7 separate regions of the Mus musculus genome follow, and regions 1, 2, 3, 4, 5 and 6 are each linked to region 7. A link is a loop called in an ENCODE intact Hi-C map of the cell type or tissue named here. Cell type or tissue: left cerebral cortex. All regions are shown on one strand. Region 1 overlaps Nhsl2 (NHS-like 2). Region 2 has its middle 24 kb from the start of 8030474K03Rik. Region 3 overlaps Nhsl2 (NHS-like 2). Region 4 overlaps Gm4779 (predicted gene 4779). Region 5 overlaps Nhsl2 (NHS-like 2). Region 6 has its middle 11 kb from the start of 8030474K03Rik. Region 7 overlaps Nhsl2 (NHS-like 2).

What was found. Peaks named below come from ENCODE experiments on the same cell type or tissue, not always from the same donor. Only the 100,000 strongest peaks of a DNase experiment are listed, where the experiment ranks them.
Region 1: a loop joins it to region 7, with 2.3 times the contacts of the local background. A loop is called at or near these places in 3 of 42 quality-filtered maps.
Region 2: it touches region 7 in a loop (2.5-fold over the local background); 17 of 42 quality-filtered maps call a loop at or near these places.
Region 3: it touches region 7 in a loop (15-fold over the local background); 24 of 42 quality-filtered maps call a loop at or near these places.
Region 4: a loop joins it to region 7, with 3 times the contacts of the local background. A loop is called at or near these places in 12 of 42 quality-filtered maps.
Region 5: it touches region 7 in a loop (8-fold over the local background); 17 of 42 quality-filtered maps call a loop at or near these places.
Region 6: a loop joins it to region 7, with 8 times the contacts of the local background. A loop is called at or near these places in 17 of 42 quality-filtered maps.

The regions. Positions count from the first base shown.
Region 1 is chrX:102,002,381-102,006,380 of GRCm38, reverse strand. All of the region lies in intron 1 of Nhsl2 (NHS-like 2), which reads right to left. Among named protein-coding and RNA genes, the nearest start is that of Rtl5, 67 kb to the left of the region's middle. In left cerebral cortex, a CTCF peak has its summit at 2,100; DNase peaks (open chromatin) are centred at 441, 999 and 2,265; H3K4me3 peaks cover 2,325 bases; H3K27ac peaks cover 1,326 bases.
Region 2 is chrX:101,817,001-101,821,000 of GRCm38, reverse strand. It overlaps Gm3858. Among named protein-coding and RNA genes, the nearest start is that of 8030474K03Rik, 24 kb to the right of the region's middle. In left cerebral cortex, a CTCF peak has its summit at 1,633 (motif pointing right); a DNase peak (open chromatin) is centred at 1,634.
Region 3 is chrX:101,952,169-101,956,168 of GRCm38, reverse strand. The region is part of intron 1 of Nhsl2 (NHS-like 2); the gene reads right to left. Among named protein-coding and RNA genes, the nearest start is that of Gm25828, 41 kb to the right of the region's middle. In left cerebral cortex, a CTCF peak has its summit at 1,751 (motif pointing left); DNase peaks (open chromatin) are centred at 285 and 1,801; H3K4me3 peaks cover 233 bases; H3K27ac peaks cover 960 bases.
Region 4 is chrX:101,790,052-101,794,051 of GRCm38, reverse strand. Gm4779 (predicted gene 4779) reads left to right here. Exons shown (of 6, transcript NM_001374240.1): 1 at 1-1,115; 2 at 1,715-1,871; 3 at 2,409-2,491; 4 at 2,768-2,813; 5 at 3,404-3,445; 6 at 3,529-3,703. The coding sequence ends at 3,444. Among named protein-coding and RNA genes, the nearest start is that of Gm4779, 2.4 kb to the left of the region's middle. In left cerebral cortex, a CTCF peak has its summit at 2,298 (motif pointing right); a DNase peak (open chromatin) is centred at 2,315.
Region 5 is chrX:101,979,826-101,983,825 of GRCm38, reverse strand. The region is part of intron 1 of Nhsl2 (NHS-like 2); the gene reads right to left. Among named protein-coding and RNA genes, the nearest start is that of Gm25828, 69 kb to the right of the region's middle. In left cerebral cortex, a CTCF peak has its summit at 2,179; DNase peaks (open chromatin) are centred at 55 and 2,162.
Region 6 is chrX:101,803,968-101,807,967 of GRCm38, reverse strand. No RefSeq gene overlaps it. Among named protein-coding and RNA genes, the nearest start is that of 8030474K03Rik, 11 kb to the right of the region's middle. In left cerebral cortex, a CTCF peak has its summit at 2,276 (motif pointing left); a DNase peak (open chromatin) is centred at 2,260.
Region 7 is chrX:102,063,999-102,067,998 of GRCm38, reverse strand. All of the region lies in intron 1 of Nhsl2 (NHS-like 2), which reads right to left. Rtl5 (retrotransposon Gag like 5) reads left to right here. Exons shown (of 2, transcript NM_001278534.1): 1 at 1-445; 2 at 882-1,457. Among named protein-coding and RNA genes, the nearest start is that of Rtl5, 5.3 kb to the left of the region's middle. In left cerebral cortex, CTCF peaks have their summits at 665 and 1,635 (motif pointing right); DNase peaks (open chromatin) are centred at 680, 1,077, 1,622 and 2,955; H3K27ac peaks cover 321 bases.

The DNA of each region.
Region 1 (4,000 bases), 62 kb after region 7:
AGGAGCCAGTTCTGCATACCCTGAAGTCCAAAGCAATATTCCCCCTAACAGGTCCCAGGAGTAGGGTTCATCAGCACATCCCTGGTGGCCTTCTTGTAGCTGTTCCCCGAAAACATGCTGTGAGATCCCCCTCTTCTAGAGCTGCTACTATGGCTAGCCTTGAACAACTACCCTTAAATGCATGGCATCCTGTGTCTGAACATGGCATGCTTTCAGGAGGGCACTGACCCATCTGCTGCTTTCCACAATAAACTTGACTTCCACTTGGCACAATCTCCTCTTTCCTTCCCATTGACCTGGATAGTGGAATGAAAGCTCCCCAAATGGGCACAGAGGGAATTCTGGGCTCCCCTGGGACTCTGTGTGAGGGGAAAGAAAAATGGGGTGCTGCCAAGAGAGGAGGGTTGCAGATGCAGCTCACTGGTAGTGCACTTTCCTGGAATGTCTGAGGCCTAGGTTTCCAAAAGGGGGAAGGGAATAAAAGTTAAGTTGGTGTGAATAGGACAAGAGTGGCTGTTTCCTTGCACAGTGCTCTTGCAGTGCCTTACAAAGGCAAGCTACCAAAAGTTGTCTCCAGACCCTAATCTCCACACTGTGAGCGGTTAGGAAGAAGTTGTTGGGGGAAAACTACGCCAGCACCCTTGAGTCCACCTCTGGAGGGGCACGGAGGGCAAGCAAGAGCACATTGAAAGTAGGAGGACAACAGACTCTGAGCTGTCCATGCAGCCAGAGGAGCTCAGGCAGGGCTGGGGCGGGGAGGTGGGGGGCAGGGCATTACACAGCAAGAAACAGCTTCATCTGGCTTACTCTGAGCAGGCGGCAGCCGAGGTGGAGCCCTGAGAGGTGTAGGTGTACACGTGTGGGGCGGGGCTGGGGGCTGGGAGAGCAGGAGGTTTGAATAACAAAGGAGACTCCTGAAGGGTAAGCTGTGCATGGCTTCAGGGAGAAAGCCTTGTGCTAGCAATAAACTTCAGTAGCTGGTGCTCCAGCCACCCTCCAGAGGCTGCACAGAGTTGCTGGCGAAGGAGCCAGCTCCTGCCTGCTCAGGGAGCCCAGACTTATGCAATTCAGCCTGGCACTAGAGCAGGGGAGCTGGGAGTTCACCCGCATCTCCCTCAGGCTTCCTCCCCGCCCCCCTGCCAGCCCCTGCAAGTCACGCCAAGGGTCAGGGGCCCTGTGAGCCAGGGAGGCCCTGGCTGGAGAAGCCCGGGGAAAAGGAGGGAAGGAAAGAGAGTACCTGTTGCTGAATGCATCCTGCTGCTTTGGCTCTTACTCCTCGGTTGCTTGTGGTGAGAGTTGCCCATCATTCTGTTCTGGACTGGCAGCCACCGCGGCCGCCGCGCCGCGCCTCCTCCTCCTCCTCCTCCTCCTCCTCCTCCTCCTCCTCCTTCTCCTCTTCCTCGACCTGTGCTCCTCCCCAGGTGCTTACATCACCTCAGCTTTGCTTCTTACACACATGGCTCTTCCAAATCCCACTTGTGCCCTTGGCACAGTATTGTCCAGATCTGAACCTCTTACTTGGACCAGCGCCTGCTAGGGCGCTCTCTCTCTCTCTCTCTCTCTCTCTCTCTCTCTCTCTCTCTCTCCCTCTCTCTCCTCCCTCCCTCAATCCCTTCCTCCCTCTCTATCCCCTCCCCCTTGCTCAGCTCTCCTGTCAGGTCTAGCAGCCCAGGTTCCAAAAAAGAACCCTAGCAAACCCTGAGTGCAACCCCCACCTCATCTGAGTCTGCACATGGGGCCAGCCCCCGCAACCCCCGGGACCCGACTCGTTTGCCCTTACTGTCCCTGGCTGCCTCTGCTCTCAGAGCTGTCATTCCTGCTGCCGCTTGCTCTCTGGATCTGCAGAAGCTTGCAGGAGCGAGGGGCCAATAACAGAGCCTCATCCATGAGTGTGACAAGGACCAGTGAAGGAATGTGCTACCCAGGAATTCTAAGTGATACAGCTCCCTGTTCCACTGGGAGACGGATCCAGTTCTGTGACAGCTGCCAGTGGGTTCTGGGCTCCAGTCCTAAGAGAAACCTGAAGAAATTTGGGCAGAGCACGAGGCTTCCAGGCTGCAGGCTTGGCGCTAGCACATCCAGACGTCTCTGGAATGCCCAATGTGGCCACCAGGCGTACCTGCTTCCTTGTCAGACACACCTGAAGCCTCACTCCACTTTCCCCTCCCTTGCCTGCTTTGCCTTCCCATGGGAGGGCAGAGATAGCAGCCCAGAGATTCACAGACTGGAACTGGGACCCTCGGCAGCCAATGAGAAGGCTCTTTTCATGTCCCACAGAAAATCCATGCGCGCTCCGCATGCGCGCGCTCTCACACACACATATGCAGCAGACTGTCGCGAGTGCTGCAGCCCTGTGGGATAAGTGACAAGGGGCAGGTGGTGCTGGCTCAGCAGCCTGTTCCAGTCTCAACAGCCTGGCAGTAAGCTCGGGCCATCGGTCCTGGAATCAAGTCTGCTAGAGCCAGAAAGCCCTGAGTGGCTTCACATAGGCGAATAGTAAGACTGTTCAGCGCTGATGTCATCAGACACAGGGACAGGGGGGCCTATCTGTCACAGCCACATAGTGGGTGTGGGTCAGAGCTTTCTGATTTGGAACAAGAGGTCTAAAATGAGACCTATTCGCGCATCCATCCACCGCTCCCCACCCCCACCCCCATCCACCTGTCATTTAGGCACTCTGTCAACTGTTCCCAGGCTCCTCCTAAGCCAGCCCCGTGCTGGTGGTAGGAGCAAGAGGCATAAGTCACCTTCTAGGAGGGGTGACTGACACATCAAAAGACACTACAGAAAAGAATTAACAGCGTTGAAGGAGAATCAGAGAAAACCTGCTTCTGTCTGGAGAGCTGGGGGAGGGGGAGTACTTCCCAGAGTAGATAGACCCCATGTGGACTGGGTCATCAAGTTAGCTAGACACAAAAGGAAAGGGCATACTGGGAACTGTGGGGACTGCAAGCTTCAGGGAGCCAGCTGCTAAGGGTCTCTTCAGTCTTTAACAAATCCACAAACATCCCTCAGACTACTGACCAGCTGTCCCAGCCTAGCAAGGGATAAATTGCAAAAAAACAAAACAAAACAAAACAAAACAACCCAAACAACCAAACAAACACCTTGCAAGATGGTGGGACCCCCTACTTGGGCTTTGCAGCTCACTGTGGAATATGACAAGAAGTCTCCAATGGAACCAACATGAAAGTAAAATAAGGCTTGGAGCAAGTAGCCCCAGAGCAAGTGGGAAGTACCCACAGTGAAGCATCTTGGGGAAATAGATTTATAAATATGGTTTGGTTAAAACATGTCGATCCATGAGCCTGATAGTGAGGGTGCTAAGTGGCCAACTTTAGTTTAGGAGACATTAAGTTCCTGCTCTTCTATCTCTTTATGCTAGCTCTGAAGGATGAGTCTCAGAAGGTTTGAAATTGTAAGACTGGACTAAAGTAAAGCTCAGAGAAACCTAGAAAGACAGCTGTGGTACTGGGAGGTCATCCCAGAGTGTGGGACAGTTTGGAAGCTGAAACAATAAAATTCAGTTGGCTTGTACACATGGGCATCTAGGTTATACCCTCAAGGAGATGAAGAGGCATGGACAAGAAAGAATAGGTTTGGGACATATTCAGAGAGAAGACAGCAAGAAGGGGTGGGGAGTGAATGCATGGTCACAAACTAGATATACCTGTGCACTCATTGCCCTGGTCAAGAGTTGAATATGGGGCAGGAGAGATGGCTCTGTGGTTAAGAGCACTTGCTGCTCTTGCAGAGGATCCAGGTTCAGTTCCCAGCACTCACATTCACAACTGTCTGTCACTCCAGTTCCAGGGGATCTGATGCCTTCTTCTGACCTCCTTGAGTACCAAACATGTGTAGTGCAGTGCATACAATCAGGCAAAACACACATTTTAAAAAATGAACAAATATAGTAAAGTGTTCAGGTTGAACATGACTAGGACTACAGGAGTCCTTCTCAAAGTGACAGTCCCAGCTCTTCAAAGCACAGTTCAAGTTC
Region 2 (4,000 bases), 250 kb after region 7:
TGTTCTAACAGAAAAGCATCTGTGTTCAGAGGCAAGGAACAGAGTAGGCCTCCTTACCCAGGAGCTGCTGTGGGTGTGCTGAGGAAGGCCAGTCCTAAAAAGAAATCAGCCCAGGAGAAGAAACCCCTACAGGATATCCCAAGAGCCACTGGGCGAAGACCTGTCCCACTGTGGGGGCAGAGACCCAAGGCAGCTCCTGTGGAAGTACCCACCTTTCCTCCAATAAACAGCGTCCCTACACTTGAGAGTTCTAAGAAGCATGACACAACACCCCTAGAGGCCACCGAATTTACACATGGTACATCCAGAAAGAGAGCAGTAGCAAAGAATACAAGGGAAACCCTGCCAGTGGCCAGAGAAGACAGGGGCCTTGAGTGTAAAGACACCATGAAGAATTCGACAGTGATGACCCAAACATCAGAGTCCTCCAAGGTTAAGGAAATTGACCATGCCCAAGTAAGTAGACTAACCTTCTTCCTCCTCTCACCCTGGCCTTTCCCTCCCCAGCATATACATTTTCACTGCTGCCCCTGCCCCTGCCCCTGCCCCTGCCCCTGCCCCTGCCCCTGCCCCTGCCCCTGCCCCTGCCCATGCCCATGCCTTGGCTTGGGAAGTTGTCAGTGGACACTCATCCTGATTAGGATGTCTAGTGTGGAGTCCTGGTGGTAAGTAAGGGTGGATATCAAGGGAGCCTCAGTTAGGGGTTGCTTCCTGTTCCCTTCCCTGTGCATTTCCTCTCTCTAACCAGGTCTGGGGAGGGAAATGTGTCTGGCTGTCAGTTTGGGTGGTTGCTGTCCAGAGAGCCCCTACAGTGTGGGCTGAACAACTTGAGCATGTAGCCAGTCCTGAGGGCCTCCTGGCTCCTCCCTGGCTCCTCCCCAAGGAAGCCAGGCCAGGACCTGAGGCTTTTCAGTGTCTGTGGGCTCCTTCCTGGCTGAGCTCTGCCTCCTGAGCTGAGGGTGACTGAGGACAGGAGGTGCAGAAGGGATGAGCCTCCCAAGCCTCCATTTTGTTACCCCCTTTCCCTCAGCCCCTCAACAACATATACTCAGTGATAAGTATTTTGTGTGTGAGGTTCCACCACACAGGGCAGAGCAGCCTTCCGTGTGCATGCATCGTGGAGAAATGAGCAGTGGAGACTCCAACACCAGAGCCCCTCAAGTTCCAGCAGATTCCCAGCTTGTGGCCCCGAGCCAGGGAGGCACCGGCACCAGCCCCAGCCCCAGCCCCAGCCCCAGCCCCAGAGCATCTGCACCCCATGGTGAGTCTTTGGGGTTTGAGAGCAGTGGGGGAGAGGAGAGACACTTCAGGTTCTGTCGCTGGGGATTTGGAGCCTTGTTTCTGGCCTTCCCTCTCTAGGCACAGCCCACAGGAGACTGGGCATAGGCAGGCCATGTTCTCAAAAAGTGGGATTGTGCTTTAAACAGTGGGACAACTCTTAACTCTTAGAAGCTGACTTACAGCACCCAAATCCTTTTCTGGTGCTGGGCTCCTCTCAGGTCCTGGCTGTGGGTATGGCCCTACTAATGCCAACCCAGGGCCAAATTGCTAGGGCCCACAGAGCCTCCTTCTCTGGCCAACAGGAAAGCCAGAGCTAGGTGGAGCTGAGGAACCAAGAAATACAAGTTGCTTCCAGCAGAGGGTGATATTGCCTCATTTTAGACCTCCCCAGACCCTTCCCACCTGGATCCCAGGCCTGGGTGCTGCATACTGTGTTCTCTTTCAGGTGACCAAGATCGATCTGTGGTTCCCCCACTCCCTGTTGGGGAGAAGCAGCATCAAGCACCAGGGATACTGGGATGTCAGCAGGTAAAGCTTCCTTAGCTCCTAGAAATGACAGCCCTAGATAGATAATAAGCCGAGTGCCCAAACTAGCTTTGCTCCTGTGCCCACTCACTCCCCACACTCCAAAGAGAGAGGGTACCTCCTTTTTGCTCAGGATTCTGAGTTAGTCTTGCCACAGGACTGTGGGGGTGGGATCTATAAGGACGGGGAAGAATGTAAATGGAGCAGAGAGGAGGCCAAGACATTGAATGCTAATCTTTTTCCCCCTCCTTTGTCTTCTGGGTTAGTGTACTTTGCTTGAGAAAGAAGCATGCAGGCTGAGAAAACAACTAGGTACAGCTGACCTTGGGCAGGGATGGGTGAGGGCAGGGGCAGAGGGAGGTATTCGGGTACTGGGACCTAGGGAAGACTAGCCTACCTGTGGGAAGGCAATGCCAAGCAAGTCAGACCATGAGTCCTCTGTACATTGACAGTTAGGGCATGCACCAAGAACTGTGTATGTCTGCTCTCCCACATGCTCTGCCAAGTGCCTGCCCACACTGTTGTCCTGTAGAGGACATTTCCACATGGAGTTCAGTAATGGGTGGAGGCATCAATTCCAGGGCTTTTTGGAAATGGGCTGAGAGGCAAATTGCTGGTTAGGGATTCTCTGTGGTTAGAAGTGGGAAGGGTGGTTGAATCCTCTGTGTGTGTGTGTGTGTGTGTGTGTGTGTGTGTGTGTGTGTGTGTGTCTGGAATACCCATTTGTGCCTCCTGTGTTTCAGCGGTCATTCGGGCCCTCAACAAAAGGTTCCAGAATCTTTGAAGCGAATGTTCTGCTATCCACAGTCCTTTCCACGGAAACCTGGGCCTGGCCTGACTATTCTGCCTGAATGCTTGGACCCAGAATCCCTTAAGGAGAGGACAGACTACTCCGACCCAGGATCCCAAAGCTGTCCCTGCTTATTCCTTTTCCTTATTCTACAGCCAGAGCCACCTTTATGCCCCTGTTTTTGCCCCATGTGTCCCGGTAACAGATATTGCACGTAAAAGTAGTTTCCCTGTGTTTTGTTCTTTCTGCTTTTGTGGAAGCTGGGGTACAGAAATGGATGGGGAACTGTTCCTTTAACCTGGGCTAAGCACTTCTGCTTCTGAGCAGGTGCCTTGCACTCAAGTTTAGCCCTGTGCACTGGGTTTGGATTCTGTGAGGTGAGGCCTGGCCCACCCAACATTTCCACCCTTCCACACTGTCTCTGTCCCTTCCCTGACTGCTCTCCTTCTCTGGGACAGTCATAGGACCCATTTTTGCCTGCTGTTCCTTGAATTCAACAGGAACTTCTGAGCCCTTACTTAGGACTAAAAGGGGTGTCTTATCTTATGGATCATTTCAGCAGACATTAAGGTATCATTTGGATTGATCTTATCTCTTCCCTGGGCTCCATCCTTTCTGGCTCATCCTCTCTTAGCATCACACTAGGGGAGGACCCAACATTTGCACATTATTCTTAGGCTGCTGCATAGTTTCCATATCCTCTGATTATCCCTGATCCAAAATCACCCTGGTGGGCAGAGGAGCACAACAGAGCTGGAGGAACGCACTATGGGGACATGGGTTGGAGGGAAACAAGTTCACCTGTTCACCTCTGGAGCTGAAGATGGTGGTGGGAGTCTGTAAGTGGCTCCACTGAGCCAACCTGGAGGGACTGCTCACTAGCAGCTTAATGGAGGGTCAGGGACCAGAGCCACCACATCCTCTCATCCTGACCAGCCAACTGCCTTTCTCCTGCTCTCATTGATTGCTAAGACGATGCATCCACTCATGCAACGATGGCAGCCGCATGCAGCTTTTGACTTCCTGTGTGGTACAAGTTTTTCTGGAGGTGATACTTATCCCCAGGTCTGCCACTTGAGGTCACAGGACCTCTACCTGAGCCCCATGTTCTGAAGTTACCATCACAGACAGTTGGGAGGTTTTTGTGCCTTGAGCCAGGTCCCAAAACCAGGCAAGACCAACACCAGGAGAGGGAGACCATGCCTGACACTGCCTGAATGGCCCAGAGACCTAGGATAGAAACAAACATGACTGGAAAAGAAATAGTCAATAAAATGATTCCTAATTATATTCTGCTATACGCATAGATTAATGACGAACCCAACCGTCATCAGAGAGGCTTTATCACAGTCAAACTTTAGGTTGGGCTCCAGGAACTGCACAGAAGAGGGACAGGCAGCGGGG
Region 3 (4,000 bases), 110 kb after region 7:
ATTCTCCCTTGGACAAGTGGGGCAATAGGTCCCTTCTCCACCTTTCCCTCCCAGCAAGGAGTTCAGCACTTCTTTCCTGTGGCCCTCTGAAATAGACTTAGGGAGGCATCCATACCATGGTGTGGAAACAGCACTGGCTCAGAGAAAGCTCTCTGAACTTTCCCAAGGACTTACACTGAGGAGCCTCAGCTGCTTAAAGAATCAAGTTTGGGATTCTCAGCCAAAACGTCTTGCCATCAGAGTTATTGATAGAGGGCAAGAGACCACTGTCCAAGCTCATGTTTTTCTTAGGAACATAAGATTCAGTCTGTACCAGTTCTAACTGGATGAGTGCCAGTGTGTGTGAATTGTAATGGAAGCATTCCAAACGCCAAGCACTACTTTGGACGGTGAAACTATGGCTGGATTTTTATTTTATTCTTAGTACAAAAGTGTTGACTTGTTTTCCTACAGCAAAATTGTGCTAGTATAAAGATCTGTAAACAACAAAGCCTTTATTTTGAAATACAATTAATACAAAAAATAAACCTCATGACAAAACACAAGTACAGACTTTCATGTCATAGATAATTTATTCTAGGGGAGTTTGAGGGAAGACAGAGTGAGGGGGTGGGGGGGGAGAGGAGCACGGAAAATAGGCAAGTTTGTAATCTGAAGCCGAGCTAAGTCAGAGGTCAGAAGCTCTGGCCAGGCCCTAACCTATACACTTGGGCTCATTTCTGGAAGCACATTTAGATTCAGAGCCAGGTCTCTGCTTTTCTCCTTGAATGAGGGAAGGGAGGCACAGGGAGGTGAGGATGGAGACCTCTATTTTGCCAAGGCTCTTTTCTCTCTGTCTTAATCTCCATCTGGCTAACATCTTCATCCTGGACTCTTCTGGGTCCCATGTACTCTCCTGAACGTCTCTAGCATTCCCTGGACAAATGAGTGTCTATTGTGTGTCAGTAACTGTTGTGTGCTCCCAGAATGCATCAGCGACCAAAACAACTCAGTTCCAAGGTGCAGCATGAAGCTCTTGCATGTATTTACTTAGGTGTCCCGGGTCAAGCATAAGCTGTTTTCTGCTAAGGATCATTGTTTTAACATTTGGTTCTCTTCCTTCTCTGCACTGTGACTGGCTTTCAAACATTGTGAAGATGTTCACAGTGAATGAATGAATGAATGATGGTGCTTAAGTTTGGGTTTGGGGATGTTGCTCAGTTGAATAGCACTTATCTATTATGCACAAGGCTCTGGGTTCTACCCTGAGCAAAAGCTCAAGGACACACACACAGAGCAATTTCAAGACAAAAAAAAACACGACGACAGTGGGACGTTGGTCACCGATAAGTAGAGCACGTTCTCTTGCCCTGCATTACTGTCAGCTCAAATCTTAGGCCACTTTCCTCAAGTGGCAATCATCAGAGGAAAGAAGGTTGCAGGCTAAGTCCCTTGGGCAGATCCATTTTGAAAAGAGGTAACCCGCTCTATCAGGGACCCTCTCTAAGGAATGGATAATGCTGCTAACTTTAGACAGCTTAGGCTAAGCAAGAAAGGCATTCTCCTTCGGTGGGTAGGGGGATCCACTGCCCCATCACTCTGTGCAGGGATGAATCATTCTGAAGTACACTTCCTTTCTCTTAAAAACAGCAAGGCTGCCCTGGCATTCATTCCCCCATTCGCCCCGCCTCTGGGCTGCTGTTCATCCCTCCCAGCCAGAGGCAGCTCCAGCCTTTTTTGTTTGGCTTGCCAGCAGCTGCACAGCAGCGCCCTCTGCCGCCCGGCATCAGGCTTTCATGCCGCCCGTCCGCCCCAGGAGCGGGGAGGAGCAGGGAGCTAGGCGGGGGCTGTGCTGCGCCAAGCAGCCTCCAGTTCCGGAGGTGCGCGGGGACCATGACTCACCGCCCGCCGCTCTTGCCGCCTCCGCACGCGCCTGGTGACGCGCGGAGCTGCACAGAGCTGCTCTGCTCACGCAAACCAGCCGGGGCACACTTGGCCTGCTCTGCCCTCCTGGGCCCCAGTCCTGTATGAACCCCAGCATTATTCACCCCCCCCCCCACACACACACCAGAACCTCGCGTCGATTCATTACAACTTCTGATGGGGATAGAGACTGAGGACCAGGGGAAGATGGGGGCGAAGGCAGGGAACAAACCGCTAAAGAATAGGGGAGGGGCTATATGACTCAGTTATGTGTGACTCCAAAGTTCAGGTGAGATGGGCTTTCCACAGCATCAAATTGCACCCCTCCTCCACTCACACACACCAGACACACTCAGGAAGGGTCAGTTAAACGATGATGTCATAAAGGACTTTGAAATTCAAGCATTATAGCAAACATTTACCATTTCAAAATTAAAAGCTGTAAAATAGCTCCTAATGAGAAAGGCAGACAGGTGTGGGGCTTGAGTGTGTGAAATGCTTTGAGTTAAGGAGCGGGACACAGAGCTGGGCATAGTGACACATGCACTTGGGAGGCAGAGGCAGGCAGATCTCCTTGAGTTTGAGACCAACCTGGTCTACAAAGTGAGTTATAGGACAGCCAGAGCAACATAGTTAAGAATAATAGTGAGACTGTTTCTAAAGCAAAGCAAAACAAGACCTAAGCATGGGAATAGGAGCAGGAGCTGTGAGTTAGGAATGTGCACCAGAAATTGGAACAGATGGGAGAGAGAGAGGCAACTAAGATGACCCTGGAACCTTGGCAGGATGTGCAGTTGAATCAAGTGCATGACATGGACATGGCTCTGGGGTTAAGAAGGATTTACTAGTAGATCAAAAAGTTATGCAGTTAAAGTCCACATCGCCTTTGCACCCGCCTCTGGTGTTTGCCACTGCCTGTTTTATTTTCTTTATTAGTAATATATTGCTTGTTTCCTTAGACTGTAAGAAACACAGATCACAGCCTGCAGCTAAGGTCCCACCTCTGCTTTGGAGACAATAAACATGCAGAAGAGAATCCAGATTTGTGAGGGCACGGCCTATCCTCTGGGCTGAATGGAACATAGGTAGGCACAGCACTGCTTGCCCAGACAGCATTTGTGGAAGCCAAAGAAACCCTAATCCAGGTCCTACTGTTCCCTTTGAGGAAAGTGTGGAAAGCTGTAGCTAACGACTGCTTCCCCGTGATGCTGAAGGTCTTTGTAGACCTAAGGTTTGACCCTGAGAGAGCCTGATGAATCATTCAGACAGCTCCAGCCTGAGCCAAGCATCGAGGTCCATTTGGTTTCCATGTGGGTACCTGTGGCTAGTAGCACCACCGAACGGACATGGTGCTCTAGAGCCACAGAAAAAAAGTTAGACATGAGTAACCTTTCATGCTTCTGCATCCACTGGTATTCCCACCCACCCCACCCACCATGACTTTCTGTCAGCCTGAGCTCTACCTAGAAAGGCACCACCCCACCATTTCCTGACAGTGTTTAACTAGGTATGCACGTGACTACATCTTCTTTTTCTTTGTGATCAGGAAAAGAAGGTATTGTCTCTATTCGTGGGTACTACTGAAAAACAGACTAAGCGTTCACGGCCTGTTAAAGATTTAAAATAAATATTTAACTTCAGGAGTCTGAAGTTCAGGCCTTCACAAACAGACACAAATAAGGGGAGGGCGTAAGTCAGGGAGGTGAGTTCTATGTGTTCTTTAGCCCTGGCTCCCTTTCTTGCAGGCTTTGGTGGTCTTTGTAAAGGAGAAAAACATTGCACGAAGGAGGAAAAAAAATGTCTGGTCTCCTTAAAGCAGTCTATAAGCTCACTACTATTCCAGCTAAATTGCCACAGAAATTATTCATTGGATTCAACAAACTCATTCTAAAGCCAGGAAGCATGCAAAGAGAATGCTAAAAAAAACACTTTAGAGAAAATAAAGTGAAAGACAATTCCCTATACAAAGTATTAAATCCAGAGTACTTAATGGATTGTGGTATGGACATAGCAGTAGGCATTTAGAGTGCAGTGGGAACTGCACACTGATAACTGGGATAAAGTGAACGAGGCTTTAAAAAAAGAGTATAGACTTCCA
Region 4 (4,000 bases), 270 kb after region 7:
ATGACAGAGGGGACAATCTGGACTTTGTACAGCAGCTAGCCATCGAGGGTACAAGCTTCGGGCAGCACATAGCCAACCGGGAGGCCTGGGGGATCCACGGACATCAATCCCCCCCAAGCTGTGCTGCTGAGCCCATTAGCATTTGGGGAGACTCAGACGCAAGCACGCTCAGAAGAAGCATGCGGCCTCAGACCTCAACGGAAGGGAAGCAGGTCACAGCTACCCAACTGCACCCCAGAGGTCCGGGGCGAGGCAGGGCCTGGATGACCCCAAGAAGAAGTGCCATGAGTAGGGTAGTAACCAGTGATGACATTCAATGTCCCTCCTCCAGCCCTGAGTCTTCTGATGAGTTCAGTGAGACACAGATGATGAGGGTAACCATTTGTCTCAAAGAAGGAAACCAGCCCAAGTCCGCTGGCCTCACTGAGCAGGAAGATCCAGCTAGACACACGAATGTCCATGGCAGGGAAAGTTTTGTCCATGTGCCTCCCTCTATGCTGGCCTCTACTCCAAGAGGACTCGGTTCAGCCATCGAAAAGCAGGCTTCGGGAGAGCTGGAAAGCTCTTCAGCTAAGAAAAAACAAACTATGGTTTGGAGCAAAGAAGGGGGCAGGCCCAGCCACCAAGGAGCTACTGCAGCAGCAGCAGCAGCTGCCACTGCCACTGCCTCTGCCTCTGCCTCTGCCTCTGCCACTGCCAATGCCACTGCCTCTGCCTCTGCCTCTGCCTCTGCCTCTGCCACTGCCACTGCCACTGCCTCTACTGTTGCCCCTGCCCCTGTTGCTGTTGCTTCTGCTGGCTTATACAAGATAAGTCCAAGAAAGAAGCCAGCCCAGGAAAAGCCATCTCAGTGGGACACCTCAAGAGGACCCGTGGCGAGAATCTTCCCACCATGGGGACAGAGACTCAAATCAGCTACTGTAGAACCAGCCACTTTCCCCCCAATCTCAGGGGTTGCTCTGCTAGGGAAGGCAAGTAAATGCTCACTGCCTTCAGGGCCCAAAGAGTTCAAGTCCGTCTGCACTGGGAAGAAATCCATAGCAAAGAAGACAAGGGAGCCACAGGCAGGGCCCAAAGAAGATAACTCACCGAGAGATCCTGGTCTGCAGGCCCAAGTGAGTAGACCATGCCCTCTCTCCTGTCACCCTGCCCTTCCCCTTCCCGGCACATACGTTTGTGCTGCTCCCCCTGCCCCTGCCCCTGCCCCTGCCCCTGCCCCTGCCCCTGCCCCTGCCCATGCCTTGGCTTGGGAAGTTGTCAGTGGACACTCATCCTGATTAGGATGTCTAGTGTGGAGTCCTGGTGGTAAATAAGGGTGGATATCAAGGGAGCCTCAGTTAGGGGTTGCTTCCTGTTCCCTTCCCTGTGCATTTCCTCTCTCTAACCAGGTCTGGGGAGGGAAATGTGTCTGGCTGTCAGTTTGGGTGGTTGCTGTCCAGAGAGCCCCTACAGTGTGGGCTGAACAACTTGAGCATATAGCCAGTCCTGAGGGCCTCCTGGCTCCTCCCTGGCTCCTCCCCAAGGAAGCCAGGCCAGGACCTGAGGCTTTTCAGTGTCTGTGGGCTCCTTCCTGGCTGAGCTCTGCCTCCTGAGCTGAGGGTGACTGAGGACAGGAGGTGCAGAAGGGATGAGCCTCCCAAGCCTCCATTTTGTTACCCCCTTTCCCTCAGCCCCTCAACAACATATACTCAGTGATAAGTATTTTGTGTGTGAGGTTCCACTACACAGGGCAGAGCAGCCTTCCGTGTGCATGCATCGTGGAGAAATGAGCAGTGGAGACTCCAACACCAGAGCCCCTCAAGTTCCAGCAAACCCACAGTTCTTCTTGATCCAGAGATGTGCCAGACCCAGAGCACCACCTGCACCTGCTGGTGAGACTTTGGGGCTTGGAGAACAGTGGGGGAGGCTGGGGAGAGGGAAGCAACCTGGGGCTCTGTTCTTTTGAGGATTGCAGCCTTGCTTCTTAGGCTTCTCTGATGAGGTAGGTAGGGAGTCCACAGGAGACTGGGTATGGTCAGGGCTGACCTCAGGTCACGTTGGGAAATGAGTGAGATTGTGGGATGCATGACTTTAAAGGTAGGGCAATATGAGTTCCATCTTGAACACGACAGATTTTGCTGCTGAGCCCTATACATGCACTGAGCTCCTAGCTTCTAGCCATGGTGGTAGTCCTGCTAGCATACACTCAGTGCCACTGTCTTAGGGGCTCACAGCACCTTTATGCTGCCTCTGGGCTGCAGTAAGGGCAAGAATAGAGCTAGATAGAGGTGAAGACTTACCAGGTACAAGGTGCTGCCAGCAGAGGGCACTGCGGCCTCATTTTGGACCCCATTAGTCCCTTCCAACTTATATAATCCTGTTTCTCATCCCCACTCCTGTGTGTGTCTGTGTGTGTTTGTATGTTTCAGGTGACCAGGAATTACCTCTACGTCTGCCATTCCCAGTTGGCGATAGGCAGCATCAAATACAAGCCATAGGGGGCTGCCAACAGGTAAAACTTTTATCAGCTCTCTGAAATGCTAGCCTCAGGTAGACCCTGAGCTGACTGTCAAAGTTAACCTGACAATTAACCTCCTGTGCCAACTCCTGTCCCAAATTGCACGGGGGGGGGGGGGCACCTGCTTGCTCTTCAAGGTTTTTGCCAGTCTTATCCCAGGACTGTGGATAGTGGGAGGTGTAATGATAAAGGGCACGTGTGGATGGAGCAGAGAAGAAGCCAGGACACTGAATATTAATCTCTCTTTTTCTTTCATGCCTGCTGGGCTAGTGTGAGATGTTACAGAAGGAAATAGATGAACTCAAGGAACAACTCGGTATGGCCTACCCCGGGCAGGAAAGATATTGGGACAGGGGCAGAGGGGGGAGCTTAGTGTTTGGGTGCAGGTGGTTACAGTGGGTGGTGGGGCAGGCCCTCATGGGGAAGGTGACATGAATCAGGCCAGGCTGGGAGCCCTGTGTGCCTTGACTTCTGGAACTTGCACCAAGAGGCTCTCTGTTCTCCCATGTGCTGTACAGATGAGTCCCCCCAGCCTCTTCTCTCTGGACATTCAGATGTTCCTCCTTAGCTTTCCCTTGAAGTCCTGGCACCTGGAATTTTTGGGTGTCTGTTGACACATGTTTGTTTGTTTGTTTGTTTGTTTGTTTCACAAGTAGGGCTGGCACTGCTGTGACCCAGCGTTTGAGGACTGCCTATCCATGCTGTTCTCCTGTAGAAAACGTTTGCACATAGCGCTCGGTGATGGGTGGGGGAGTGTGTCCCAACTCTGTCTGCTTGGATGGGGGCTGGAGGGCAGTGAGGCGGCTGTCTGGAAGTTCCTGTGGAGCAGAGCATGGGTCTCAGGCGGGTGGGTTCCTGTCCTGTGTGTCTATGTCTGGAATACCCATTTTTACCTCTGTGTTTCAGCAATCATGCAAGTCTTCAAAGAAAAGTTCCAGGATCCTTGAAGTGAGTGTCCTATCGACAGCCCTTGCCACACTCCTGACTGCTCAGGAAGCAAGAGCTGGCCTGACTCTGTTTTTGCTTGGCAGGTTGGACTCAAGAGTTTCTCCCCACAGAAGAGGCCAAACTACCACCTGTGGATCCTGCTTCCTTCCAGTTTTCTTCGACAGCAGTGGTTCCCACCTTCCTAATGCTATGGCCTGCTCATGGGCTTCATTTTGTGATGTTAACCCTCTACCATAAAGCTATTTCATTGTTACTTCACAGCTGTACTTTTGCAACTGTTGTTTATCATCGTGTACTGTCTGATGTGTGAGCCTGTGGGAGTTGCTACCCACAGATTGAGAGCGTCTGCTCTACAGTCAGTCAGAGCTGAGCTGTGCCCCTGTTTTTACCCCAAGCCTGCCCCTGGTGACAGCTGTTTCACATTGAGTACTTTGGCTGTCCTGGAACTCACTCTGTAGACCAGGCTGGCCTCGACCTCAGATATCTGCCTACCTCTGCCTCTGCCTCTGCCTCTGCCTCTGCCTCCCGAGTGCTGGGATTAAAGGCGTGCGCCAT
Region 5 (4,000 bases), 84 kb after region 7:
GGACGTGCTGTGCTGGGGGAAATCTGAAACAACAGTGACCTGGTGGTGTGGGGGAAAGCCAGACAGGAGAGAACTGGCTAGGAGGTGGATCACAGGGCCTGGCAGTATCTAGGACATTCCACCGATGGGAGGAGAGTGCAGGATGTCAGTACCCAGAATGTTTTGTTTTGCTAGAAAATATCATGGGCAGGCTGAGGGAGGAGCTTGGTTGGTGGAGCTTTCAGGGCATGCACAAGGTCCCCGGTTTAAATGCACAGCACTGCAACATCACAGGCAAACAACACATGTTAATACTTGTTCATGTTGGGTGTGGTCATCTTTTCACTTTTCTCTTGGCATATTCTAAGGAAAAACAAAGAAAAGAAAAAGGAAAGATGAAAGACAGAGAACTGGCCATTATCCCATGTAACAAATATGACCATGCCTCTTTTATTTTCACTTTAAAAAAAGATTTATTTTATGTATGTGAGTACAATGTCGCTCTCTTCAGACACACCAGAAGAGGGCATTGGATGCCTGAGCCACCATGTGCTGGGAATTGAACTCAGGACCTCTTAACTGCTGATCCATCTCTCCAGCCCAAAACCATAGCTCTTAAAAAACATTTTTTAAAAGATTTATTTATTTTATTGTATGTGTATGAGCGTTTCCCTGGTGCCCAAGGAGATCATAAGACCGGTGTGGGCTCCCCTAAAACTGGAGTTACTGATGGTTGTGAGCTATCATGTGAGGGCTAGGAACTGAACCCAGGTCCTCTGCAAAAGCAACAGGCGCTCTTGGCCACTGAAGCTTCTCTCGAGCCCCAAGTCCATGTCTTTTACGGAAGTAAGGAAGTAGGAAGAATAATAGGAAAAAATGACTGACTACACAGGTCTTAATGAATGCCGTATCTCAGAGGTTGAGCTCTCAGCCACAGTTCCACTGACCTGCCTTTGCCGACTCAATTGAGAAAACAAGTGCATGAAAGCTACCCCAGGAAGAGCACAGTGCCCTATGGCTCTTGCCAGGCCAGGATACAAAAGCAAAATTTACACATGTATTCCCCACATGGAATACCAGGGGTCCTGGCACCGAGGCCAAAGCAGCAAGGTCCAGCTTTTTTTTGGGGGGGGGATGCTTCTGAAAGGGAGGAAGAGGGGGGCTTCCATGGTACTTGAGCAAGAAAGAAGGATGGTGGAATCAAGGGGAGGGGGTATTGCTAGAACTATACCTGAAGCTCCGGGAAGATTTAGTTGTTCTGGTTTTGTTAATGGCCTTGTGCCCAGAAGAGAACCATGCAGGTGCTTAGTACACACAAGCCCAGTGACTGAAAGAGGACAGTGAATGGCCTGAGGGGAAGGGAGGACACCTGAGTGTCCCAGCTCCATGTCTATATCTTGGTTGTTCATGGAGTAAAAATTTCAGATGTGCCAAAGCAGGTATTCATGTTTCTAGAGAATTCCTACCTCTACCTGAGGTAGGGGCTGGGAACTGGGGTCTGGGGTCTGGGGTCTGGGGTCTAGGATAGAAAGATTGGCAGGAGAAAGGGATATGGGACAGTAGAGAAGTGAGCTTCAATGAGCCTGAAGGCTCAAGCAACACAAAGTCTGTACAGAGACAAAGAGGTGTTGAGAATGGGGTTTAGGTAAGCAAAATGGACATCAGAGTTAATAAGGAAGGGATGGGATCTGGCCTCCACTGCATATCCTAGAGACATGCGATAGATGCTTTTGAGAGAATTAGAACAAAGCATCCTCAGGACATAGGACTACTGGACCCTGGGCTTCATCTCAGCTCCCATTGACTCAGGTGCCCTTGCAGGGGGTAGCTTGCACAACCCTACACAGCAGCTCTGACACCAAGACTAGCATTCTGAACAGTTAGGTTCTTTCTAGTCTCCCATCATTTAGCAGCTGACAACCACCTATTGGGGACACTGCTATTGTCTTGGTTGCTGTCTCTGGTTCCCAACTCCTGCAAGTCCACCTTGCCCTGACCACAGCAGGACTTTCTCTGGCAGGAAGATCTACAGAGCCAACAGAGAGCCATTAGTTCTCCAGTGTATTCTATTACCCTATGTACAAAGACTGTGTATTCTACACCTCAGTTAGGAATGCTCAAGCTTTCGTACCCTTCCCAAGCAAGTCAAGGGGAAAAGACAAGAAGCCACAGGCCAGAAACAGGCTGCTGCGCCTCCTGGTGTTACCTAAAGGAAATGCTCATGACATTTCTGTGGTACTATGGAGAAAACCCCCTCTTCCTATAGCAGAGCTCCTGGGCATGTCCATGTATGGTAAATTGTGGGGATGCAACAACTGTACCTCCACAGGATTCTTGCTGGTATCTTTATCAACCTTTTTCAAGCAGCAAAGTTTGGAGACTTCAAGAATATTAGTGGCCTATGGACAGGAGCTCTGTCACTGTGCACAATCCCAACAAAGTTACTTAGCCTACCCTTCCTGACCCTCTTTTACTTGAGATGGCAGCTGCCCTCCTTTTTTGAGATAGGGTTTCAACATGGTGCCCTGACTGTCCTGAAACTCACTATGTAGACCAGGCTGGCCTCAAACTCACTTAATCTGAGCATCTGCTTTTGCATCTGTATCATGAAGAGAAAATTATATCTCTCTAATAGGGTTGTCATGAGGACTGAGTTAATCAAATATGTGTTTAGCTTGGTACCTGTCATACAGCAGATGCTCAATAAATGTCACCTGTCATCATGAATATGAGGTACAAAGACAACGAATCAGTATGGACAGCCAATTTGAATATCTGTGACAACAGGATTTGTCCCACAATGGGGACCCTCCAAAAATTGACTTTTGAAGCCCCCGGAGCAGAGTCCTTTGTTAGGCAGTTGGTGGCCTTGATTCCTGACACACTTGGCTTCCCCCTTATTTCCCTTAAGCCTATTTGCTCTTGTACTGATGTAAATGAACCAAGCTGTCCCAAGGGCTGCTGGCACTAGGAGTTGGCCCTGGCACCACCACCTTGCACCATAGTGTGAAGAACACATTTTTCCATTCCCTGCCCCGCATGCTGAGTCTCATGACAGCTGTGAGAAATCTGGGATGGCCTCCTGGACTCCCTGAACCCAGTCTTCAGGGACAAATATTGAGCTAAACAATCTTCCATGGCACTGGTCTTGGTACTGGTGACTAGGATATAGACCTTAAGAAAGGCCCCGGAGTGATTGACTCCTATGTCATCCAAGAGCTGCTGGCAAATGTCCCATTCTTAAAACATTTCATGCTGTGACCATAGTCATTGCTTCCTGAGAGCGTACAGGTCCTGGAAATCGGGCAGAGCAATTCTCTCCCTAGTTTTGGTGGCCTCACAGGGACCATTTATGGACAGCCTATGTATAACTGATAAACACCAGCTCCCTTCTCCTTGCCAAAAACCACTGAGAAAGAAAGCCTAACAGAGGAGAGGGACAGACCCTTGGAGGAAATGTGAGAGTTCCTGGCATGGTCTCAGGATGGTGAGCAAAGAGGACACAGAAGTGAGATGGGGGGCTGGGGTAACCAAAACCAAGATCACATTTCAACTTTACAACCTCGTGCACATGCATTACATTTCAATTTTGGTGAAATAATCTCTCTCTCTCTCTCTCTCTCTCTCTCTCTCTGTGTGTGTGTGTGTGTGTGTGTGTATGTGTGTGTGTGTGTGTGCATGTGTGTGAATGAGTGCACTGGGGAAATGTTGTATGGCTGAATTCTGCCCCCAGCTTCCCTAGGGCTTTTAATCTCAACTCTGCCATTAATACATGTGTGACCAGGATGGAGCTTCCTTTTTCAATTAAACTTTTCTAGAAATGCCCTCAGAAGCACACGTGTCTCCTTATTAATGTCTGAGATGTTTTTAAATCCAGTCGAGATGAACATGGAAATCAACCCTCACAGCAGTGGACACTGTTTGCAGTGCTCCTTGGACCGCGGGCATTAGGGAACTATGACCTATCAGGGTTGGTTCACATTTTCCAAGAGTTGGGCCTAGTTAAGCGGGAAGAAGGGCT
Region 6 (4,000 bases), 260 kb after region 7:
TAAGATTTTTAATGCTGAGAGGATCTGTACTAAGAGAAACAAATCCCTAAGCCCAACCATAATACACGTGGGAACTAAAAACTAGTATTTCAGTGAGACTGGTGTGGACTGAAGATACTGTCACAGTTGAAGAGGAAAAAATCGGAATTTAATTAGGAAGAAGTGAGCATATTGTTTGAGCATTAAATCCCTATTTGCTGAATAAAGTTTAATTTTACTGTTTAAAAACTTGGCAAAATAATTATATATGAATATATAAAATTAATATGGATTAATAATTAATGGATTAATAATTTGATGGCTTTATTTGAAGTGGGAGAATTCTTTGGAAGCCAGCCATATTTAGAGGTAGGTTGCTGGGGTCCTGTTCTTGGGGACTGTGATGGTTTATATATTCTTGGGCCAGGGAGTGGCACCATCTGGAGGTGTGGCCTTGTTGGAATAGGTGTGACCTGGTTGGAGTAGGTGTGTCACTGTGGGTGTGGGCTTAAGATCCTCACCCTAATTGCCTGGAAGTCAGTCTTCCACTAGCAGCCTTTGGATGAAGACATAGAACTCTCAGCTCCTCCTGTGCCATGCCTGCCTGGATACTGCCATACTCCCACCTTGATGATAATGGACTGAACCTCTGAATCTGTAAGCCAGCCCCAATTAAATGTTGTTTTTTATAAGACTTGCCTTGGCCATGGTGTCTGGTCACAGCAGTAAAACCCTAACTAAGTCAGGAACTATACAGTTGTCATCCTTTTTCCTGCCCCCAACCGCCCCCGCAAACACAAGCGTCATGACTGCTATTGGGCAAGCAGCTCTGCCCTTCAGCTCCCTCCCAGTACAATGCTTGGGCTCACCACAACCCAGAAACAATAGAGCTAGCCACTAGTGCAGGGAACTTCAAAAATCATAAAGCAAAATCAGTCTTCCCTCCTATAAAGGATTTATGGTATCTGTCACAAGAAAATAAAATCACTGGCAAGCACAAATGTGTACTAAGCTATGCTTAGAAGTAGTAAGTTCTGCTGTATTATTACACAGTAAGGTGACTACCGGCAACTTTTGTGTGGTCTATCTCAACAGCTGAAAGAGGACTTCATTCCTGGTTCCTGCAAAGAAGGAAGCCTGAGATAACTGACAATAATAGCAAGTGTTAGGTTGCCTGGCCTGGGTGACAACACAACGTGTGGGAAGGTCACCTGCAAGGAACTTGTAAGCAAAATCAGTTTTTGAGGATGCTTTGAGTGTCATGCTTTCTATGGGCTTTCCTTTCAAGTGCAAGCCCTTTTTTCTGGTGATACCCAAGAAACACAGACTCTAGATTCCTGACATTGCAGAAAATGCTGATGAAAGTCTTCTTGGACAGCTAATGATTACTGCTGAGAAATGTGTATTGATCTGGGCCTGAAGATGATTACCAAATGGTAGTGAATAAAGGTTCAGATCGAGGACAGTACATCTGTCATGGTCATGCCCATGTTATTGGAGGTCTGTGATGAACTGGCCTCCTGGGGAAGTGTGTTTTCAAGACAGTTTTCCCTTCTCTAGGCAGTGATCAACTTTTCAACTTCCAGTGTATTAAATAACAAATTTGTTTTTGTCTCTGTAGGGAGATACTGAAGGAATAATTTTGAAAACATTCACAATAAAAATTGTCATGTGGATTTTAAAAAGCTAAAGGAAAGAAAGGATTTTGAATATTTTCATTATGAGAAAATTATTTGAATAAATCAGTATTTCTAATCTGATTCACAAATTACAAAATGTATATAGGTATTGAAAATCTCATGGTATCGTATTAATATGTATAACCTTTGTTTTGTGTATCAGTTTAAATTTTTAATAAAAAGACAAAAATTGCTAAGAGAGACTTTAAGTTTTCCCACCATTGAAGTGCCAGGGCGAGGGGATGCCCAGGTGGGCCCCACCTGCTCAGAGGAGAAAGGGAGGGGAGAGGGAAGAAGGGGGGTAAGGGGTGACCAGGAGGGAGGCAGTGATCAGGATGTAAAGTGAGTAAGTAAATAAATGAATACATTTTTTTAAAAAGATGTCTTATGCTAATACATATGTCAATTAACTCGATTTAGCAATTCCACAGGGTGTACATATTTCAGAACATGATATTACATATAATATGTACAATATTTGCGTTTAAAAAGTAAAATGTAGGGGCTGGAGAGAACTCTTCAGCAGTTAAGGGCACTTACTGCTCTTTTGGAGATAAGGGTTTAGGTCCTAGTACCTACATCCATTTTGAAGGGGTCTGATGCCCTCTTATGGCCTCTGAGGAGTCCTGCATGCATATGTGCACAAAAACTCACACAAGTTCATAAACATACACAATTAAAAAATAGGAAAAAATAGGATAGCCCTATGGTTAAGAGGACTGGCTGCTCTTCCAGTGCACTGATGTTCAATACCAGGCAGCCACATGGTAGCTCACAACTGTCTGTAATTACAATTGCAGGGAATCTGTTGATCTCTTTGGTCCCTGCAAGCACCATGTGCAATACATGATGCACAGACATACATGCAGGCAAAACACCCAAACACATAAAATAAATTTAAATTAAAAACAAATATTCAAGGGGCTGGCGAGATGGCTCAGTGGGTAAGACCACTGACTGCTCTTCCGAAGTCCTGAGTTCAAATCCCACAACTACATGGTGGCTCATAACCACACATAATGAGATCTGACACCCTCTTCTGGTGCATCTGAAGTCAGCTACAGTGTACTTATATATAATAATAAATAAACCTTTGGGCCTAAGCTAGCAGGGACTGAGCAAGTGGGGCCGACTGGAGTAAGCAGAGGTCCCAACAATCAATTCCCAACAACTACATGAAGGCTCACAACCATCTGTACAGCTATAGTGTACTCATATGCATAAAATAAATAAATAAATCTTTTTAAAAATATTCAAAATAAAAAATATGCTAGGCATGGTACTATATGCCTTTCAGTTGAGGATTCAGGAGAGACGCAAGCAGCCAGGTCTCCTGAGTTCCAGGCCAACCAGACAGGCTACACTACGAGTCCTTGTCTTAAAAAACAAAGGTAGAATATGGTGGCTGTGGTGGCTCTAATCCAAGTACTCCGAAAGCTGAATCAAGAGGGTTACCATATGTTTGAGGTTCAAGGCAAGACTGGGTGGGCTACAGAGTGAGATTCGGGCTAGTCTGGATAACAGAGTGAAGCCCTGTCGACAAAAAAAAAAAAAAAAAAAAAAAAAAAAAAGATTTCTTTGTCCAAAAATATTGGTGTGTGGGACCAGAGAGTTACCTCGGTGGTTAAGAGCACTTGTTGCTCTTACAGAGGACCTAAGTTTGATTCCCAGCACCCACATGACTGCTCAGAACTGTCTGTCACTCTGGTTCCAGAGAATCCAAAACCACCTACTGACCTCTGAAGGCACCAGGCATTCATGGGGTCAACAAACATGCTGGCAAAACATCCATGCACACAAAATAAAAATAAATAAAACTAAAAATACTTGTAAATGTATGAGGTTCCCATATTGGTGTAAAAATTCTGCTTTTAATTATTTATTTTTAAAAAGCAAAGTTTCTGGGATAAAGAAATGACTCAGAGGTAAGAGCACTTGCTGATCTTCCAGAGGACCTGAGTTTGGTTCCCAGCACCCACACAGCAGCCCACAAACACCTGTAACAATTCCAGGGGACTCAGCACCCTCTTCCGACCTACAAAGGAATCTGAACACATGTAACATGCACACAGAAAGATATAACACAAATATTAAAATGAAGATAAAGGTAAATGTTTTTAAAAGAGAGTTTCAAAATTAGTTGTTCGTATAGCATGTTTCCAATAGCATCCTCTGAGAGAGCTGAGAGAGAAAAGCAAGCAAAACATCCATGGGTGAGGAAGGAAACAAAGTGTGGTCTATTCTTTCGTCTTAAGATGAAATTTTATTTGTACTTAAGAAGGAATTTCCTATGCATCCCATAAACATGGAGGGACCTTGAGGACATGACGATAGGGATCTAG
Region 7 (4,000 bases):
CAAACCTCTCCTAGGCCTGTTGTTGAACTTCAGTTAACCAGTGTGGCTTAAGAGGCGACTGCCTCCTGCACACTCCTGGGGCTTCTTGGGCACCAACTCAGGTGCCCCTAGTCAAAGACCTGCTGTTCACTTTTGGGTCCAGGAAAATACTGCTGCTGCAGTGGGAAGTACACATGTATTATGTCCATTCTGGCCACAAAATGGCAGCCTGGTTCACTGCTGGCCCAAGTTGTTCCTGGACATTGAACTTGCTGCACGGTGCCTAGCAGCTGGGCAAAGTGGAGCCCAAGTTGTCCGTGGTCAGCAGGAAGAAAGCAGCAAATGGTGTCTCTTCCTCATTGGAGTCTGAAGATGAGAACCCAGCCCTAGAGTTTGAACTTAAGACCAGAGAAGGAACTTGAGGAAGAGGAGTCCTAGACAGACCTAGTCCTCAGACTGGTTAACGGTGAGCTCTCTATTCATCAGCAAGAGGTAAGGGGCCTTTTTGTTTAGCACTTCCATTTCTTGCCTGAAGATCAGTCGAATTGGGTTCCTATAGCCTGCGGCTACCTTTTACCATGGTTTCCTCCAAAGAGAGAAGTTAACGTATAGTCATTATGGGAAATATGGGAAGTAGTGAATGCCATAAGGACAAAATAGCTTCCTCCCGACCATTCAGAACCTCGCCACACAGAGGCAGCATTTCTTTCTTTCTTCAAGGTGAGGTCATCCTGCTGGAGGGCCAGCAGCAGGCCTGAAAATGGCTGTCATCTGTGTGACGCAGAATCATTTCACCTTCCTGAGTCAGTTGTTAGACATTTCAGTTGTTTGCCTTGCCCATTCCCACCAAGGCAGGAGGATAGGGAACCATGTGAAGACTTTGTTTTGTGTCTCTTTTTCAGCTTATTTCCTCAAGCGAGAATTCCAGAAGGGAAAACTCTATTCCTTGAAGCTATGGACCCTGTCTGCTGATGCCAACATACTGGTCACGCTGCCTGTGTCCTTGTGGAGAAGCGCAAGAAGCAGGTGTCTTGTACCTCAGATTCCAGAGATCCCCCTTGGCACACACAGGCTTTGCCTGTCTTCACGGTGCTTCTTAGTCTGAATGCTTGTGGCCCTGACCAGGGAGACCAAGCACATGAGCACTAAACTGGCCTGTGGGCCTCTGGGGGCAGAGGGGCCTTGAACTTCCTTTAACCTTTTCCCTTCTTTCCCAGTTCTTCAATATTTGTTGTGATGTGACAGCTACAGGAGCTGTCCGAAGCTCTGAGTGCCTCCTTGGGTTGAGGGGGGTGGGGGTGGGGGTGGGGATGCATGCAGGGTACAAGGGTGATCCAAAGACACCCGGAGGCTCCAGAGAAACAAATGTGTTACTGTTTTTACTGTTACTGTTGTATTATTGTGCTGTGAAGATAAATTGTTCTGTATGCTAAAGCTTTCTCTCCTCAATAAAACAAATAAAGGGTGTGTAAAGATTGTGTCTGTCTGTGTTACTGAACATAGACGGGGACCCAAGATGCTTACTTCGCAGGCACCTTAGCTGATCGGTGCTAGCCTGAAACCTTGACGTCCAGCAACAACAAGCAGTTCTTGGAAGGAGGGAGTGAAGGCAGGCAGGGTGGCGAGAAAGCGCCCTTCCACTTTGGGACACTAGATGGTGCTATGGGATTCCAGTGAAGTAGCTGGAACCAAATTCCCAGAGCAGGCCAAGTAGGGTCAGCAAGACCTCCCTGCTTCTTAGAGAGTGTGGAGTCAGAAAGAACTGCACCCTCATTCTGGGACTGGCTTAGCTTTCTCGGACATGAGTGAACGTTTTTGTTTCCCCTCTGCTGAGCCTTCCTGCTTGCGAGTGCTGGACTAAGCCCTGAGAACCTGCCATTATCCTTCATCCTGGGCAGCAGGTTATTTATTAGTCCTACCCTCTTTAAGGTAAGGACGGACACAGGCTTAGAAGCCACTGCCCTAAGGGTGACAGTGAACGGCTTCTTTACAATCCTGTGGTTGTTGGTAGTCAGCTCCCAGAACAGCTCCTCTCTGCCCCCACTCCGCTGTCTAAGAAGGCAGACCTGTATCCTGATTCTGCCCGGCTCTGCATCTTCATAGAAAATTCCTGGTTACTTGAGAGGCAGAAAGGGCAGAGAACTATTTTACCCAACATTTCAATGCTATAATCCAGCCAGGCAATGTTGTCTCTTTTTAAATCTGAGGAACCCAAATCTCAGGAACCTTGGGTCCAATGAGGGGGTGGGGGTGACTCTGACTCAAGTGGGCTGCATCTGGGGGGCTCTGAGGGAGCCAGACAGGTGGTGGTTCTGTTTTGCAGAGAAACCCAGCAAGGCTAGCCCAGTGGCAGTGCTGAGCGTGTGGCTGATTGTCCATTCTGGGGAAGGACGGGGCTGCACAGGCTGTGAGCTGTCCCAGTGAGCACTGGGTCTCCTTCTAGGGTTTTAGGTGGTCAGATGGGATGCCAGCAGCCCTGGGATTTTTCATGATGCTGCAGGCAGGGGGTAATTAGGGTCAGTTTTTGTAAGGACTAATGAGAGCAGATGAAGGAGATGAAGGACTAGAGGAAAAGGGAACTGTGTGCCAGTCCCTCGGGCTTCCAGGCCTGTCATCAACCCCACCCTCTCTTTGGTCACACCCTCTTTGCTTGTTCAGTCACTGTTGAATTCACAGAAGCAACTAAGTAGCCCAGTTGATGAGGTACACGACAGAATAGCAGCAGCAGTTTGGTGTTGAAAAAGCAGGTGCATAAATAAGCCTCTGCATGGAGAACTAGGAGTAGCTGCTAAGGATACCTGTAGATGTTGAGATGCTTAGAGGACTAGGGGATGGCAACCTTGAAAGTGAAAATGCAACCAGGTTTAAGAAAATAGAGAACAACTGACTCCCTCCCTCTCCCATGCCTCATAAAAGCCTGCTCGGGAGAGATGTGGCTTGAAAAAGCAAGCAGTGTGTGTTGAAGACACCACTGCTTTTCTGGGTTGCTGCTGCCACCCAAAGGTAGACAGGCCCCACCTGGGATCTTGGGCACCCAACCTAAGGGGACCTTGCACCTCACAGCAGCCTTTTTGCATGCCAAGAATAAGGAAGTGACAGAACAGAAGAAAGGAAGGGGAGGGAGAGAAGGGTGAGAAGATGAAAAGGCTTCCCAAAGCCCTCTTCCTAAAAGATGGTGCGAGCCGGAGAGGATTTTGCTGCCTAAGATACTGGCTCGGCTGTCCTTTTGTTTCTACACAATTCTAATGCCAGTCTAGTTGTAGGGTCTAAGTAGCCCAGATGACATTTACTGGCCATTTTCTTACAAGCCTTCCCATACAGTTCCCAAAGCAGGCAGCAGTTCAGAGAGATGATTCTAACATACAGTTCACAGTTGAGAAATCTATATAACGATGATTGCCCAGCATATACCATGGTCTGCTGTAAGCTGACCCCTCCTTGACCCCTACCTCAGATTCTAAGACAGAGATTCTTATGTTTTATATCTATGGATAGTCCATAGGTGGGTGCAGACATTTGTCTTGAAGAAGCTGGGCCTATTGATGTGCAGACTGTGCCCTCCATGGTCACAACTGGCTTATGGAGCTCAGGAAGGGGTAACGAAGGCTCCTCCTGAAAAAAAGCACCTAAGGAATGGGGACCTCCACTTAGTGCATCCTGCATCTTGCCCAGACCAGGGAAAGCTCAGCAGGCTATCTCTCCCCAGGGACCCTGGGCAGAAACACAAAGCCCAGAGTTCTCAAGTTGCCTTGGTAACAGGGGGACCTACTTGGAAGAAAACAGTTGCTTAAAGGCTCAAAGGGGTGGATATTTCCCGTGACAGTGAGCAGGCCCTGACCTGCTCCCTGCAACCCCCTTCCCTTCCTACCTGCCACATGCAGATGTAGAATAGGGGCCCCTTACCTCAGCAGCCCTCCTAATGGAGGATCGGGGTTGGGTGGGAACTGGAACATGGGTCCCCCTCCAGATGTTAATGTGAGAAAGGTTAAAATGAAATGCGTGAAGTGCTGGCCATGGCTTA